Linked DNA regions of Homo sapiens: region 1 is linked to region 2. The links are chromatin contacts, found by Hi-C in ENCODE. All regions are on one chromosome and are shown on one strand. Each heading gives the region's core, a stretch centred on a gene start or an enhancer-like site at or near the end of the contact. The rest is flanking DNA. Distances are from core to core; before and after follow the strand shown.

Region 1 (7,185 bases), core at 3,280-5,779, 560 kb before region 2:
ACCTGAAAGTGTTCTTCAATACAGTTCCAAAGACTTCACATGCCATCCCATATCCAAACTCAGTAGAGTGGCCTATGAAGCACATATGACAGTGGTTTTCATTAACTACTCTGAGCTGATCAGAGTTCAGAATTCCATGGAATTGCTATTGATGAGAAATTATACACCTGTGACTGAACCATTAAAATGCATTATCTTGCTATATTTATGGTCAAATTTGACATTTTCCTTTCCTTCTTGTTCTCTGCCATCATCCTTGACATAAATTCCTGCTAATTGAAAATGATTTGGCCGGACGTGGTGGCTCACACCTGTAATCCCAGCACTTTGAGAGGCCAAGGTGGGTGGATCACCTGAGGTCAGGAGTTTGAGACCAGCCTAGCCAACATGGTGATACCCCATCTCTACTAAAAATATAAAAATTAGCCAGGCATGGTGGCTCATGCCTGTAGTCCCAGCTTCTTGGGAGGCTGAGCCACAAGAATTGCCTGAACCTGGGAGGTGGAGGTTGCGGTGAGTTGAGATCACGCCACTGCACTCCAGCCTGGGCAACAGAGTGAAACTTGGTCCCAAAAAAAAAAAAAAAAGAAAAGAAAAAAAATGATTGGATAAATTGAAATAAAAAGCACAAGATATTGTTATTTTGATAACTATGATTCAGAAAGGTGGTGAATTTTATGGTGTGCAAAGAAAAGTGAGTTTTCATAAGCAATACAAATTTAGTTCTAACATCAGGAAGATCTTTTGGTCTGTCTGCTAGTTTATACCTGTATCTGAAAGGGCAGCATAACTGATTTTTTTTTTAAGAAGGTTGAATGACTACTTTTAAAAGTCTCCTAAGAGTTGAGAATGGAAAATTTCCTTGGACCATTTTTTAAAAGAAAATCTAGAAGAATGTATAAAATGAGTCCCAGTAAAACTTACTGTAATATGAAGCATAAAAACATGTTTTAAAGCTACAGATATAAAAGAAGCTTAAAATATTTTTCGTGGAACTACCTTTACGGTGCTGGATGGTAAAGTTTTTATTTTAAATAAAGACATTCCGTTTTCCAGGACATGATTTATACAAGAAAACATATAATGTCCTGTTGAACACAGGCCAAATACATTCCCAGACGCTTTGTTACCCAAACCTTTTGAGAGATTTCTTTATAGATGTTTTTGGCAGAAGTGGTGATTTTAGAGGAAACATATAAGAAGTACCAGATGCAGTTTTCTGAGTTGCCATAAATGGTTAAAAAATTATTTTGATGATATAAACATCTGGGTATACTAGACAATGCCAAAATATGAGTTAAGAAAAAAGTGTATGTCAATTAGGTAAATAATTAAACCTTTTTCAACTGAACTGTATTTTAGAAATTGCAGTTTAAAAAAATTCCTCTAAGTTTAAAGGGAAAAGTAAATGATATAGCAATAAGAATGTTTTGAGTTAATGTGTTTTGTGTCCTTGCCCTTATTTCTTTATGTATGGATGAGTTCATAATTCAGAACATAAATTGTTCTTTTTGTCCAGTGTTCTGTTCTTTGCAGATATTCTCTTTTCCCAGAGAAAATCAATCATTATTTGACTTACTTCTCAAATATTCATTGTTTATTTGCTGTGTGCTAAGCACTGCAGTAGAACTAAAGATATAAATAAAGACAGGAGACAAGGGTCCTGCCTTCAGGAGGTTTACAGTCAGGCAGGAAGGGAAGATGACATGCATCAAATACATGAAACAAATGGTTTAGAAAGGAAAGAGCTATCCTTTGTACTTGGTGTTGGTAGCATGGAAGGGTAGACAAGGTTAGTGAAGGGCTCACTTGAAATTACTTGAATGGTGAATAGGTATAGCTAAGAAGGCAGAAAGTTGGGGAAAAGTGTTCTAGACAGAGGGAGGAATTCCTGTGAAACTGTGTGTCATAATCTGGAAACTGGCTGAAGATACAGTTGACTAGTAATGACCAAGGGTGGTGGGTATGTGTGCACATGCATGTGTTGGAGTGGAGTGCTGAAAAGGTGGAGGTAGAAGTGGGTTGCCGTGTGGAAATAAGAATCTCTTAGTATGGATCACAAACACAAATTGTAAACTGAGGCTATGATGATAATATAAAAGAGCACATGAAACTAGGTAAAGACTGATCATTTGAAGTGTTTCTTATGGAGGCAGCAGATTCTCAGCTCCGCCCAGCTGCTGCCATGCAGGAATGTGGGCCCAGTGTTGCCATGTCTTCAGATCTTTGAAGAGACCCTGGATATCTGCAATTTTTTCATGAAATATCTCATTAAAAAATTAATTTCAACTTGTGGATTCAAGGGTACCTGTACAGGGTTACTTGTATAGGTTTATTACTGCTTGACACTGAGGTTTGGGGTACAAATGATCTTGTCACTCAGGTAGTGAGCATAGTACCCATTAGGTTGTTTTTCAGCCCTTCTCCCCCTCTCCCTTTTCCCCCTCTGGTATCTCCAGTGTCTGCTGTTCCCATCTTTATGTCCGTATGTACCCAATGTGTGGCTCCCGCCTGAAAGTAAGAAAGTTTGTAACACTTTTAAAATTAAATATATATTCTGTCTCACATGCCAGAGGAGTAACAAGTATATAACCACTCATAATATTTACTCTTTTTAAAAAATTAGTTCTGTTTCAATATGGAGAAATATAGTTCAGATTATCTGAATTCATAATAAAGGGTTAAAGGAAGAGAATGGTGAGGAAAAATAAATTTGATTTGGTTATATTAAAAATATTTATATAAAATCAAGTGTACATAGTAACTCTGGTGAATAATCCAAATTTGGTCTACAAATAATCCAGTAGACCTCAACCAATCACAGATTCTGATCTAGTGGAATTCAGATTAATGAAGTTATACTGTATTAATATAATTCTTTTCCTGTGAGTTCATTGCTAAGAAGTAGAAGTTTATTTTTATTTTTAAGAGGCAGGATCTTATTTTTTTTTTTTTGTGGAGACGGTTTGTCTATGTTGCTCAGGCTGGTCTTGAACTCCTGGCATCAAATGATCCTTCTGCCTTGGCTTCCCAAAGTGCTAGGATTACAAGAGGCATGAGCAACTGGGCCTGGCCTAGAATTTTAAAAGATACTTTTCACTCAGCAGTGAACAATTATGATTATGGGACAACAAAACATTTACCATATACTCTAGACCTTCAAATTCTGTGTTGGATACAGTTGAAAATAATTGAGTTAAAAGACAAAGCAGGGCTGGGCACGGTGGCCCATGCCTGTAATCCCAGCACTTTGGGAGGCTGAGGCAGATGGATCACTTGAGGTCAGGAGTTGGAGACCAGCTTGGCCAACATGGTGAAAGCCTGTCTCTACTAAAAATACAAAAAAATTGGCCAGGTGTGGTGGCACATGCCTGTGATCCCAGCTACTCAGCAGGCTGAGGTGCAAGAAACGCTTGAACCTTGGGAGGCAGAGGTTGCAGTGAGCAGAGGGTGTGCCACTGCACTACAGCCTGGGTGACAGAGCGAGACTCTGTCTAAAAAAACAACAACAAAAAAGACAAAACAGATGCTTGTAAAGCTTAACCTCAAATTGCAAATAGTATAATATCTTTTAAAAATATATTATTTGGGCCGGGTGCGGTGGTTCACACTCGTAATCCCAGCACTTTGGGAGGCTGAGGTGGGTGGATCACTTGAGGTCAGGAGTTCAAGACCAGCCTGGCCAACATGGAGAAACCCCGTCTCTACTAAAAATACAAAAATTAGCCAGGCGTGGTGGCAGGCGCTTGTTATCCCAGCTACTCGCGAGACCGAGGCAGGAGAATTGCTTGAACCTGGGAGGTGGAGGTTGCAGTGAGCTGGGGCGCCACTGTACTCCAGTCTGGGTGACAGAGTAAGACTCTGTCTCAAAAAAAAAAAAAAAAAAAAAAAATATATATATATATATATATATAATATACATATAAAATTTGATGTTAAAAGTGATCTTGTATAACTTGAAATTCTGTAATAAAAAAGATCTAATTTCTAGCTTTTGCTTTGATTATATTTAATTAAATGAAGAGGTTAAATTTCCTTATTAGGTTTAATATTGTATCAGATTTAAATTTAGTTTTAAGGTATCCAGATGCAGATAAGACACCAGATGCAATTTATTTATTGACATATATATATGTATGTGAAATCATCTTTCTAACATTTTTTTCTTCCTTCTGTTGACTCCTTGGCCTCAAAGATGACAAACATGCAAAATGGAGGGGGGAAAACCTCACAAAATATTAACATTAAACAGAGTAATATATGTGATACTGATTCAGGCTAGATTGAAATATGAACTTTTTAGTTATTTTAAGAAATTGGATGATAAGTACTAATGCTTTATGTAGCACTTTACTATTTAGAAAAGTCACATTTGATCATTCAGTTGATTCTATCAAATTCTTTGAGATAAGCATGTTCATTTTACAAAATAGGCAACAAAGTCTGGCCCTGGTGATAGGACCATGATTCATATCCACTTCTGACTCTCAAGTTCTGTGTTCCTTTTTTTTCTCAGTCAGGTGACTGTTCAGTAAATCTGACTTGGATCTTGCCTACAGGAGCTTACTCATGAAATATCCAAATGACTTTGTAAGCAGTATGATTCATTTTAAGATGTAGTATGATTCATTTTAAGATGTTCTCTGAAGGCAGCATTGTAGTGTACTGTCATTAATTACAAATGAAATGTAAAATTATGATGTGCCAATTTGTTGCAATCAATTACATTTTATGTTCAATTTTTATTTTAAACCAAATGTTGAAGACCATGGCACCATGTCTAGGTGTTCCAGAGAAGAGACTCTGATATGGCAAGTTTTACTATGTCACAGATGTAGAGTAACTCTTTCTCCAAACTAGACTAAATCTCAGTTGCTTTATTGCTGAACTTTTAAAGTTCCCCCCTCCACCTTTTTTTTTTTTTAACTTCCAAAAAATTATTTTGGCATGTGAGATTATTTCACAGAAATATTTTATTTGGCTTAAAACTCATTTCTGAATAACCATATTTTCCCTGCCCATATAAATACAGTTCTGATTTCAAATTGTGGTTTGAATTAGGGTTCAGTTTTTGTAGAGAAATATTCAGAATCTCTGATGGGAGGAAAATAAGGGTGCTTGAAGAAAAAGAGGCATCTGTAGGGACCTTTGTAGTAGGTGTTTGACTTTCTTTTCCTTTCCAAACCCCTCATAGTTAATACCATCCTTCTAGCACCGTCCCTTAAATTCTGAGTTTTTCCCCCTAGACTCAAATATCAGAGTACATTCTAACTACTGCTTGAGTTTGCAACAGCCCTTTGCATTCCACATCACATTAGCTCAGGGACAAACTGTATGTTCTGATAGTGAGTTTAGGAAATTTTAACCCTGTCATTTTCGCCTTAAGGATGTTTTGACTCTACCTTTCTGAATACAGAGACTTTAATAAAAACCATACCAATCTTAGTAAGTTTTCATCAAGAAAGTATTTTTGATTTGGACTTCTACGCAGTTTGATTTCTTGATCAGTTTTTCATAGAGCAAAGTTAAAATTTTCTACTTTATTTTACTAAAATTTTTATCAGGCTCAGCTCTGCTTTGTGAATTTTACTCTGAAGATGTCTGTCATTTCACTTTCTCTCTCTCTCTCTCTTTTTTTTTTTTTTTTGGAGACAGGGTCTCGCTCTGTTGTCCAGGCCGGAGTGCAGTGGCACAATCTGAGGTCACTGCAATATCTGCCTCCTGGGCTCAGGCGATCCTCCCGCCTCAGCCTCCTAAGTAGCTGGAATTACAGGTTCATGCCGCCACACCCGACTAATTTTTGTATTTCTTGTAGAGACAGGGTTCTGCTATGTTGCCCAGGCTGGTCTCAAACTCCTGAGCTCAAGCAATATGCTTACCTCGGCCTCGCAAAGCACTGGGATTACAAGCGTGAGCCACTGCGCCCAGCCTCTCTTTTTAAAATAAGAGATAGTATAGAGTAGTGTTATATCCTGGTTATGTTCTAAAAGCAGTACTGTCCAGTAGGAATATACTGTGAGCCACGTGCAATTTTAAATTTTTTAGTGGCCATGTTAAAACAGTAAAAAGCTATAGGTGAAATTGTTTGATAATATGTTTTATATAGGGACAGGCACAGTGGCTCACACTTGTAATCCCAACATTTTGGAAGGCTATGGCAGGAGAATTACTTGAACGCAGGAGTTTGAGATCAGCCCAGGCAATATCGTGAGACCCCATCTCTACAAAAAATTAGAAATTAGCTGGTTGTGGTGGTGCACACTGGTAATCTCAACTATTTCCTGAGGCTGAGGCAGGAGGATGGCTTGACCCCAGGAGTTTGAGGCTGCAGTGAGCTGTGATCATGCCACAGCCTGGGCAACAGAGCAAGACCCTGTCTCAAATATATATACACACATATATATTTTATATATAACCCAGTATAACCAAATTATTATATAGACATGTAATCAATATACAAATTACTAATTTTAGAGGAAAGTAGGTAGGAGAAGGGAAGTCTCAGGGAAAGGGAAGGTGGGGGTTGGAGGTAGGTTAGCTAAGCTTGACCTCTGTTTTTCTGCTATCTTTCTGTAGCCTTGGGGAGGAATGGAGGAGGAAGGAGGAGAAGACCATGCCCATCTTTACTCTGTCTCCTACTTTAGTTTGTGAGTGGGACGGTTAAGTCAAAACAGTGACGAGAGATTAACTTATTTGCTGAGTTCTATTTACATTCAGAATATAGTGCTAGAAAAGGCCCAGATAACACCATGTGCTAGTAGTATACATGTGCACATTAGGAATCTAAAGTGTCTTTTACTGACTCAGACTTTAATAATAGTCCTGTCCACCCCCACCTTTTCGCCCTCTCTCTCCCCTTCTCTCTCTCCCTCTCTCGTCCAAGTTTAAATTCCTTACTGGAAAGACAGGAAAGGAAAAGTTCGTAGTAGATTTTCCAAATACAAACCTTGCTTTTATAATATGGTTATGGCAACCATCTCTATTTTGGTAAAATTGGCCTATTATATGAATGACATTTTGCAAGTTAGATTTTTGCAATTTAGGAAAACCACAAGCCATCGTAAACAGTTAAACGAGACATTTTATATACGAATTTAGTACCATAAATCGGAATTTTGGGCATTGTGCAGAAGCATTGTACAGAGCAGAATGAAAACATAAAGCAAACAGACCTGGCCTAATCTG
Region 2 (7,406 bases), core at 2,563-5,062:
CTCGAAAAAAAAAAAAAATAGCCATTCCCTCTCCCCACCCCAAGTTGTAGTAACAATTTAAGCTCCTGCTCCTATCAGGTGAAGTAGAAATGCCATTAGCTAACACTGCTGAGTCAGTATTTTCTGAGAGGGTAGAAAATTCCTTTATCAGAAGAACACAAAATACTGCTTCTACCCAGGAAGCAATGTATTAAGCAATAGATACATTTATATCCAGAGATTAACAAGGAAAAACTTAAAAATAAAGAGTTAAGGCTCAGATGGATGGAGTGAAAGCCAAGGGTGTTCTGGAAGGATGGAGGAGGGGCATTGGGACTCTCTGTGTAGTGGTCAGTGGAGGGTCTGTGCATTTGCTCCTTGAAGCTTATGCCCCAGCCCGACGGAGACTTCGGGGAAACAATTTTTATTAAAGCAAGGGTAGCAGAATGGGGCAGGAGATGAGGAAGAGACAGTGATTATGTATCTCTATAAAGCTTTATGGCTTCCACAATCTTTTTACATGCATCACCTTGAGCTTTAATATTGTCTTGTCAAGTCACATGGGGAAAATGGTCTTATCTTGATTTTGCAGATTAAGTGACTTCTAGGAGGAAACTTGTCCAGGCCAAACTTGTCCCGTCCTTTGAAGCCTTCCAAGCTTGCTACACCTGGGGCACCATCCAGTTTGCCTGCCCCATTGCCTCCTAGGGAACAAGGGAGCTGAGTTAGATCCTTTTAATCCTGGTGGCGTAGTCAAGCCAAGGCATGGTAGCAGATACATCAATGATTATGAACCAACACAGCAGCTAACTGACCCCAAAGCAAACATTCCTGACATGGCTGTGGCCCAGGGCCTTGTCAATGTCCCCAGGGGAAAATTCCCTCACCAGGATGGGAAAAGTCTCACAACTGTCAGAAGGCATTTGTCCACTGTATTTCTTAGTGTGAAAGAATAAGCTTACTCAATAAATTTTTTTTTTTGAGACAGAGTCTTGCTCTGTCACCCAGGCTGGAGTGCAATGGTGCAATAGCAGCTCACTGCAACCTTCCCCTCCCGGGTTCGAGTGATTCTCAGCCTCCAGAGTAGCTGGGATCACAGGTGTGCACCACCACACCCAGCTAATTTTTCTATTTTTTTTGGCCAGGCTGGTCTTGAACTCTTGGGCTGAAGTGATCCACCTACTTAGGCCTCCCAAAGTGCTGGGATTACAGGTGTGAGGCACTGCACCCGGCCTCAATAAATAACTTTAAAGATTCCTCATCCTTGTCTTTCCAAAAAAATTGGAAAAACAACTTTGGCCGCATCTGCATCCCTTACTTTTCAGAAGAGAGGCTTCCGAGCGAAGAGCGGTGTGTGTACACATCATACCTATTTTTGAACTAACTTACATTATGAGCAATTAAGGAACTTTTTTAAATAAAAGATTTTTAGCCGGGCGCGGTGGCTCACGCCTGTAATCCCAGCACTTTGGGAGGCCGAGGCAGGCGGATCACGAGGTCAGGAGATAGAGACCATCCTGGCTAACACGGTGAAACCCCGTCTCTAGTAAAAAATACAAAAAATTAGCCGGGCGTGGTGGTGGGCGCCTGCAGTCCCAACTACTCTGGAGGCTGAGGCAGGAGAATGGCGCGAACCCGGGAGGCGGAGTTGCAGTGAGCAGAGAGCACGCCACTGCACTCCAGCCTGGGCAACAGAGTGAGACTCTGTTGTCTCAAAAAAAAAAAAAAAAAAAAAAAAGAGAAAAGAAAAAAAGATTTTTATTTCAGATAAAATTAATATTTCCATAATTAGGATACACACATAATTAGCAAACACACATTCTTGAGTCCATTATTTAAGGTTTATTCTATAAACGACTTCCATGAGTATTAGAGATCCTGAATGTCATCTGAATATTTGTCTACACACTTGTGGGCAGCTTCTGTAGACTTTTCTTTGTAGAAATTCCAGTTTTTCTGAATTCTTCCTTTTCCTTCAGGTTTTCCACTTTGCATTATTCATAAAAGGCTGGGTCATTATAGTGAGCTGTTAAGACATTCTTTCAATGCAGAATTTTCTTTCCAGCATTTTACTACCATAAGGATTCCAGAGTTCTTGCAACATTTGGTAAAATCTTGAACTTGTCAGAAGACCTCTCTCTGGCCTTTTCTCTCATTATTTTAGGGATCAAAACATCTTTTTCGACACGTCTGAGCTGCTGCTCCAAAAACCTGTAGTGTCTTCCCATTGTTTTTGGTATAAAAATCAAACTCCTTGAAATGGTTTACAGGACATTTCATGATTCACAACTGAAACTCCTCCACAGCGATGGCACACACTCCTCTTTGATCTCAATTCTTCTTTCTTGTGGTCTTTGCTTAAACCACTGTTCTTTAAATTTCACAGAGCAACCATCAGAGTTGTTAAATTAATCCGCGGGGTCGAGTGCCATCGCGGCGGGCGGAGAAGCAATTAAGGAACTTCTCTAATGAACTTCTGGTGCACAACAAAACCATGTAGTCTCGAAATTTTAGTTCCTCCGCAGTCCCCCATTGTGTTTTATGCTACCCCGCCTTCCACAGTCTCTAGGGACCCCTAACCGACCCCCTTGGCTCTCAGGCCATAATCTCACAACCCTCCCCAGCCCAACGGGGTCCGCCAGCGCTGGGCTGTAATACCACTCGCCACCAGCAGATGCCGCAGCCCCAACGCTGCACAGAGCCAACTTTCAAAATTACCACCGAGCCTGTCGGCAGCCATTTAGTGCCTGCTGTATACTTGCCAAGCGCCACGCAGGGCCCTTCGGGTCAACCCTGTACCAGTTGGCCCAGCTGCGAAATGCGGCGATCGTTAGGGTTAAATTAGTAAAATGGTCTACAGTGCTTTGAACAATGACCGGCTGGTGGTGTGAAATTATTACCAGGCCGAGACCAGCCTGGAGCCGGCTCCTGCCTCGTGCCGTCCCGCAAGGAGGTCCTGCCCCCGGGCTTGCCTTCCAGCCAGTTGGGGCCTTTGCCCTTTTTCCTGTCGCCTGCCACTAAGCTGCTGCTAGGAACCCCGGCTGGAATTTAGCTCGCCTCCGGCAAAGTGGTGGGGGCGGGCCCGGGTCGGGGAGGCCACATCACCTGCTTCCTGCAGGAACTTTTAGAAGGCAGGCAGCCCGGAACATGGCACGGTGGGGCACGGTAGGGCGCGAGGGGCCGCGCCCCTAAGGCCTAAACTCAACATAAAGTTTCTTCTTTGCCCTCCAGCCCAGCCCCAGGGTCGGGGCGCGTTTATCGCGCCGCGCACAAGCGTGAGGAGCGGGGGTTTGCGGGGCCTCTTGACTGTACCTGGGGCTGCACCTGCCAGGAGTGCGGAAAGGCGCAGGGCCGAGGTCCCCAAGCCCAGAGCGGGCGGCAGCTGCGGGCGACCTCGGAGGGCAGAGCAACCTCGGAGGGCAGGGCGTCCCCGCTCCCGGCACGCACCAGTGCCCGCGCACCCCAGCTCGCACGTGGCGCTCGGGCCCCGGCTGCACGCGCACGCGCGCAGGGATGCGCCACGTGCTGGGGCCCCACACGCGGGGAGGCTGCGCTCGGCGAGGGCGCGCGGTCCCACGGGCGGGGAGCCGGGCCCCGCGACCCACCCGCCTCGGGCCACCAGTCCCCTCCCAGCGCCCCGCGTAGCCTGGTCCCGCGCCCGGGCTCCCGGGCTCCCGGGCTGGCACCGCGAGGCGGCGCGCCGGTCGCCCAGGGCCGCCGAGGGGCGGGGCCGCCCGTATTGTTCCTCCCCGAGCGGCTGGCCCTCCCCTTCCCCCAGACCCGGGCGGGGCGCGGGGCCGCCGAAGCCGCGGAACGTGGGCTCGCGCGCCCCGCCTTTGTCTCCCGGGCGCGAGCCGCCGCAGCCCCGCGCCCGCTGCTCGCTGCGGAGCCGTTTTGTGCCGCGGCGCGGGGGAACGGGGACGCGGGGCGGGGGGCGCGGAGCCGGCGGGCGCAGCCTCAGCATGGACGTGACAGTCTCGGAGCTCCTGGAGCTCTTCCTGCAGAGCCCGCTGGTGACCTGGGTGAGTGCGCCTGGCTCCCCGCCCCTTTGTTGGTGCACCGGCTTCTCTCTAGCCCGGCGACGGGACGCCGCAGACCCGACACGGCCGGGGCCCCGGGTGGCTCCGGGGCGCGAGGGACGCAGCAAGTGGCTCCCGGCCGGGGTTGGGGCCGCGTCCTGGAGTCCGGAGCTTTGTAACTCTGGAGCCGGCGCCCCCGTTGTGCGTCCGGCGCGGGACCCCGCCGCGCTTTCGGCCGGGCCAGGAGCCGGGCGGGTACACCTGTTCCCGCTGGGGCTCTAGGCTGGCTGCCTCGGGGCGGACCGGGTCCCAGTGGTCACTCCTGTCCCTGGGGTTTAGCCACTCCCGAAAAGGACCCCATTCTTCCCAACCAAATATCTCATGTAGTTTTTCTGAATCCCTGAGACCAGCCGGTGGATGGCGGTGACGGGTGGGGAATGGGGGGCGCCGAATGGGAAAGCGAACAGACTGGGGTGGGCGCACTGATTTACAATGGATTTGAGACGTGAGACATTTATTGAAAAGTCCTTTTTATTTTTATTTCTTCCGCTCTGGAACGCGGGAGAAAAGTGGCGAGGAAGTTTTTCCTCCTGTCTCGTGTCTGTTGCCCCGCGCGGGGAGGGGAGACAGGCCCTAGGAGAAGGCCGGGCTTGGTGCCTGCTGAAGGGTGGTGTGGGCGTGGGTGACCCCCTTCTGCTCACACTGACCCGTCCAGTCTCTGCCTGGGAGAGCTTTGGACCGTTTGTGCGCACGGGGTGACTTCCTGTCTTTCTCTCCTCGTCCCCCTCCCCGCAGGTGAAAACTTTTGGCCCGTTTGGAAGCGGCAGCCAGGACAACCTGACTATGTACATGGATTTAGTGGACGGCATCTTTTTGAACCAAATTATGCTGCAAATGTAAGTTACCTTCTTCTCGGAGGAAGGAAAGAATGGTGCGTTAGAAAGTTTGAGAGTAGAAATGGAGTGGAAGGTTGCATGGCGGGGTGTGTGTGGGGTGGGGGGTAGTTCTCTGAAGGTGGAGACGCTGGTATCTCAGTATTAACGTGCCTGTTGGACATTCGTAGGTGTTTGAAGAACTCCAGGACAGTGGGTCTGGCAGTTGGTTTGATGAAGGAAATTTGGAATTGAATGACTGTCATTTACGTGGTGTAGATAGTGCAATTGACTTCAGACTCAAGGACTTAATTGTGGTTTGAGCAATGAAATGAAAAAGTCCCCTTTTGGAGGGCAAGGAACTGTAACGGAGAGTGTCTGGTTACAGGAAGTGTCGGGGTGGGCCCAGGCATCCGAGGGTTACTGTAAAGTTTCATTTTAGATGAGGGTGTCTGTGTTTCTGAGCTCCTTTACATTTCATCTTCCTTTTTCAGTTGCCCCAAAGCAAGTGCAATTCATTAAGTCCTACTGTATGGACTGAGTTTAAAGTCACAGTGTTAGGAGGGTCCCATGGTGCTGTTTGTTTGGAAGCATGCAGCCTGAACAGGGTCTTAGTAGAAGTTACTCTTGCCAGCGAGTACATCTGACCACATCCTTTCCTGTTGCTGAGCTCTGCACGGCCTGATTGACAGCTTGCCACAACGTAGGTGTTGGCTTCTACCTTTGCATTCTGTTTTTAACTCAAACTGCAGGGAACATTGGAACTGAGTGTCGGGATGATTCACAGGCACTTGAAGCAAAATAAAACATCCTAATGTTCTCTGTGGATCAGCCTCGTGTGCGCACCTATTCACCTACGACTGAGCAAGTTGTCATACTGGAGCATAAATCTATTAGCTAATGAGAGATCAGCTTCGTTTGTGGCTCACAAAGGCAGAGGAGCAGTTTGCTTTGGCATATCCAGAAAGTGGCTTATATAGATTGCCTTAAACAGCCTGTTTAGAAAAAAATAATTCAAGAACCTTGCTTTTTTTTTTTTTGGAGACGGAGTTTCGCTCTTGTTGCCCAGGCTGGAGTGCAATGGCGTGATCTCAGCTCACCACAACCTCCGCCTCCCGGGTTCAAGCGATTATCCTACCTCAGCCTCCCGAGTAGCTGGGATTGCAGGCATGCGCCACCACGCCCGGCTAATTTTGTATTTTTAGTAGAAATGGGGTTTCTCCATGTTAGGCTGGTCTCGAACTCCCGACCTCAGGTGATCCGCCTGCCTTGGCCTCCCAAAGTGCTGGGATTACAGGCATGAGCCACTGTGGTGCCCGGCCTCCTTTTATTTTAATAAGTCATTTGATGTCATGCTGTTTAATGGTTTTTGCTTTTTTTTTTTTAAAGTTCACAGCTGTGGGTGTAGGAAAAAAAGTCACTACCAATCTTACCAGTCTTCAGTGTCTGATTAGATTGAAAAACATAAATCTGTTGCCAGCTTTGACAGCACTTCTTAGATAACTTTGTTGAAACTGAGTTTTCCGGAAGCTGTCTCGTGGCATATTCGAGTTCTGGCCACTCTCCCCTCATTCTGTTAGACCCTGAAAATTACTGGATTCCATTGGCGCAATGACCGGTGAAACTTCAACCTGTCCTTACCCAAGCCCAAGACTGTTTAATTAAAAAAACCAGCAGTATCCCCAGCCTTTTCATTCAGCTCCTACACCCAGGCAGAGGGGGGAACAAAAGCACTGGGACTGTTTCTCTTTCTTCCCTGACCTTTGGAATTCCTGAAGCGTTTCCCACTTGCTTGTAAATCAGGAAAGCCTGTTGGACCGTTCCTTTGAGAAACGCCAGCTCATCACTTGTTCTCATTTGGCCCATGGCTAAATTCGGCCGGGGTGGTGTGGGGTGGGAGGGTTTCTCCCCTTCCCTGGGCAATTTTAGATGTTCTCTCTGTGATATGCCAAGGTAATCATTCCAGAAGTGGGAACTGGTAAATTGTAGCTCTTAAGACTTCAAGAAGTGCTTCTGGGTCCCTCAGGATGAGTTGGGCACAGAGGAATGGAGCGTGGGGAGGCTGAATGGCTGGCTTTCCAGAATGAGGAAAGAGAAGAGAGAGCGGGTGGGCATGGTTTCCTGCATGGGTCATCAGAATCACCCAGTTCCAGGTGATAGAAGTCAGAATAGTGTTTTTGTGTCTGGAAGTGGTGAGGATTGACTGGAAAGGACCCGGGGGAACCTTTTCAGGGTAGTTGAAATGTCCTGCAGAGTGGCTGGAGTATGTTTCATTTTCCAAAACTCCTCAAATTATAACTTTATGCATTTCATGCTATGTAAAATTACCTCAACTAAACAATGAACCCTGGCCTGTATCGGACAGCCTACATAGCCAGCTGGGATTCAAACCCTTGGCCTCCCTTTTACCAGCAGTGTGACACTGGGCATGTCGCTCAGTGCCTTAGTTTCCTCATCTGTAAAATGGGACGTAAAGTACCTTCCTTAAGAGATGGTTGTGAGGACAGAATGAAACCTTGTGTTAACATTTAGCTAT

What was found. A loop is a pair of places that touch in the nucleus more often than their neighbours do. Pooled maps may share reads with other maps.
Region 1: a loop to region 2 is called in a pooled map, with 4 times the contacts of the local background. The contact joins the enhancer-like site here to the promoter of CCDC88C in region 2. A Hi-C loop is called at or near these places in 4 of 50 pooled maps.

The regions. Positions count from the first base shown.
Region 1 is chr14:91,977,720-91,984,904 of GRCh38, reverse strand. The region is part of intron 16 of TRIP11 (thyroid hormone receptor interactor 11); the gene reads left to right. Among named protein-coding and RNA genes, the nearest start is that of FBLN5, 34 kb to the right of the region's middle. Within about 2 kb of position 4,529, at least 2 of the 41 ENCODE cell types and tissues checked have a DNase peak (open chromatin) inside an H3K27ac peak, as active enhancers do.
Region 2 is chr14:91,414,226-91,421,631 of GRCh38, reverse strand. It overlaps CCDC88C (coiled-coil domain containing 88C), which reads left to right and starts at 3,812. Exons shown (of 30, transcript NM_001080414.4): 1 at 3,812-4,001; 2 at 4,794-4,894. The coding sequence starts at 3,942. CCDC88C-DT (CCDC88C divergent transcript) reads right to left here and starts at 3,386. Exons shown (of 3, transcript NR_184261.1): 1 at 3,292-3,386; 2 at 509-683. It also overlaps the pseudogene LOC112268126. RefSeq lists enhancers at 2,397-2,446, 2,687-3,331, 4,937-5,226, 5,237-5,366, 5,757-5,886 and a silencer at 3,397-4,316.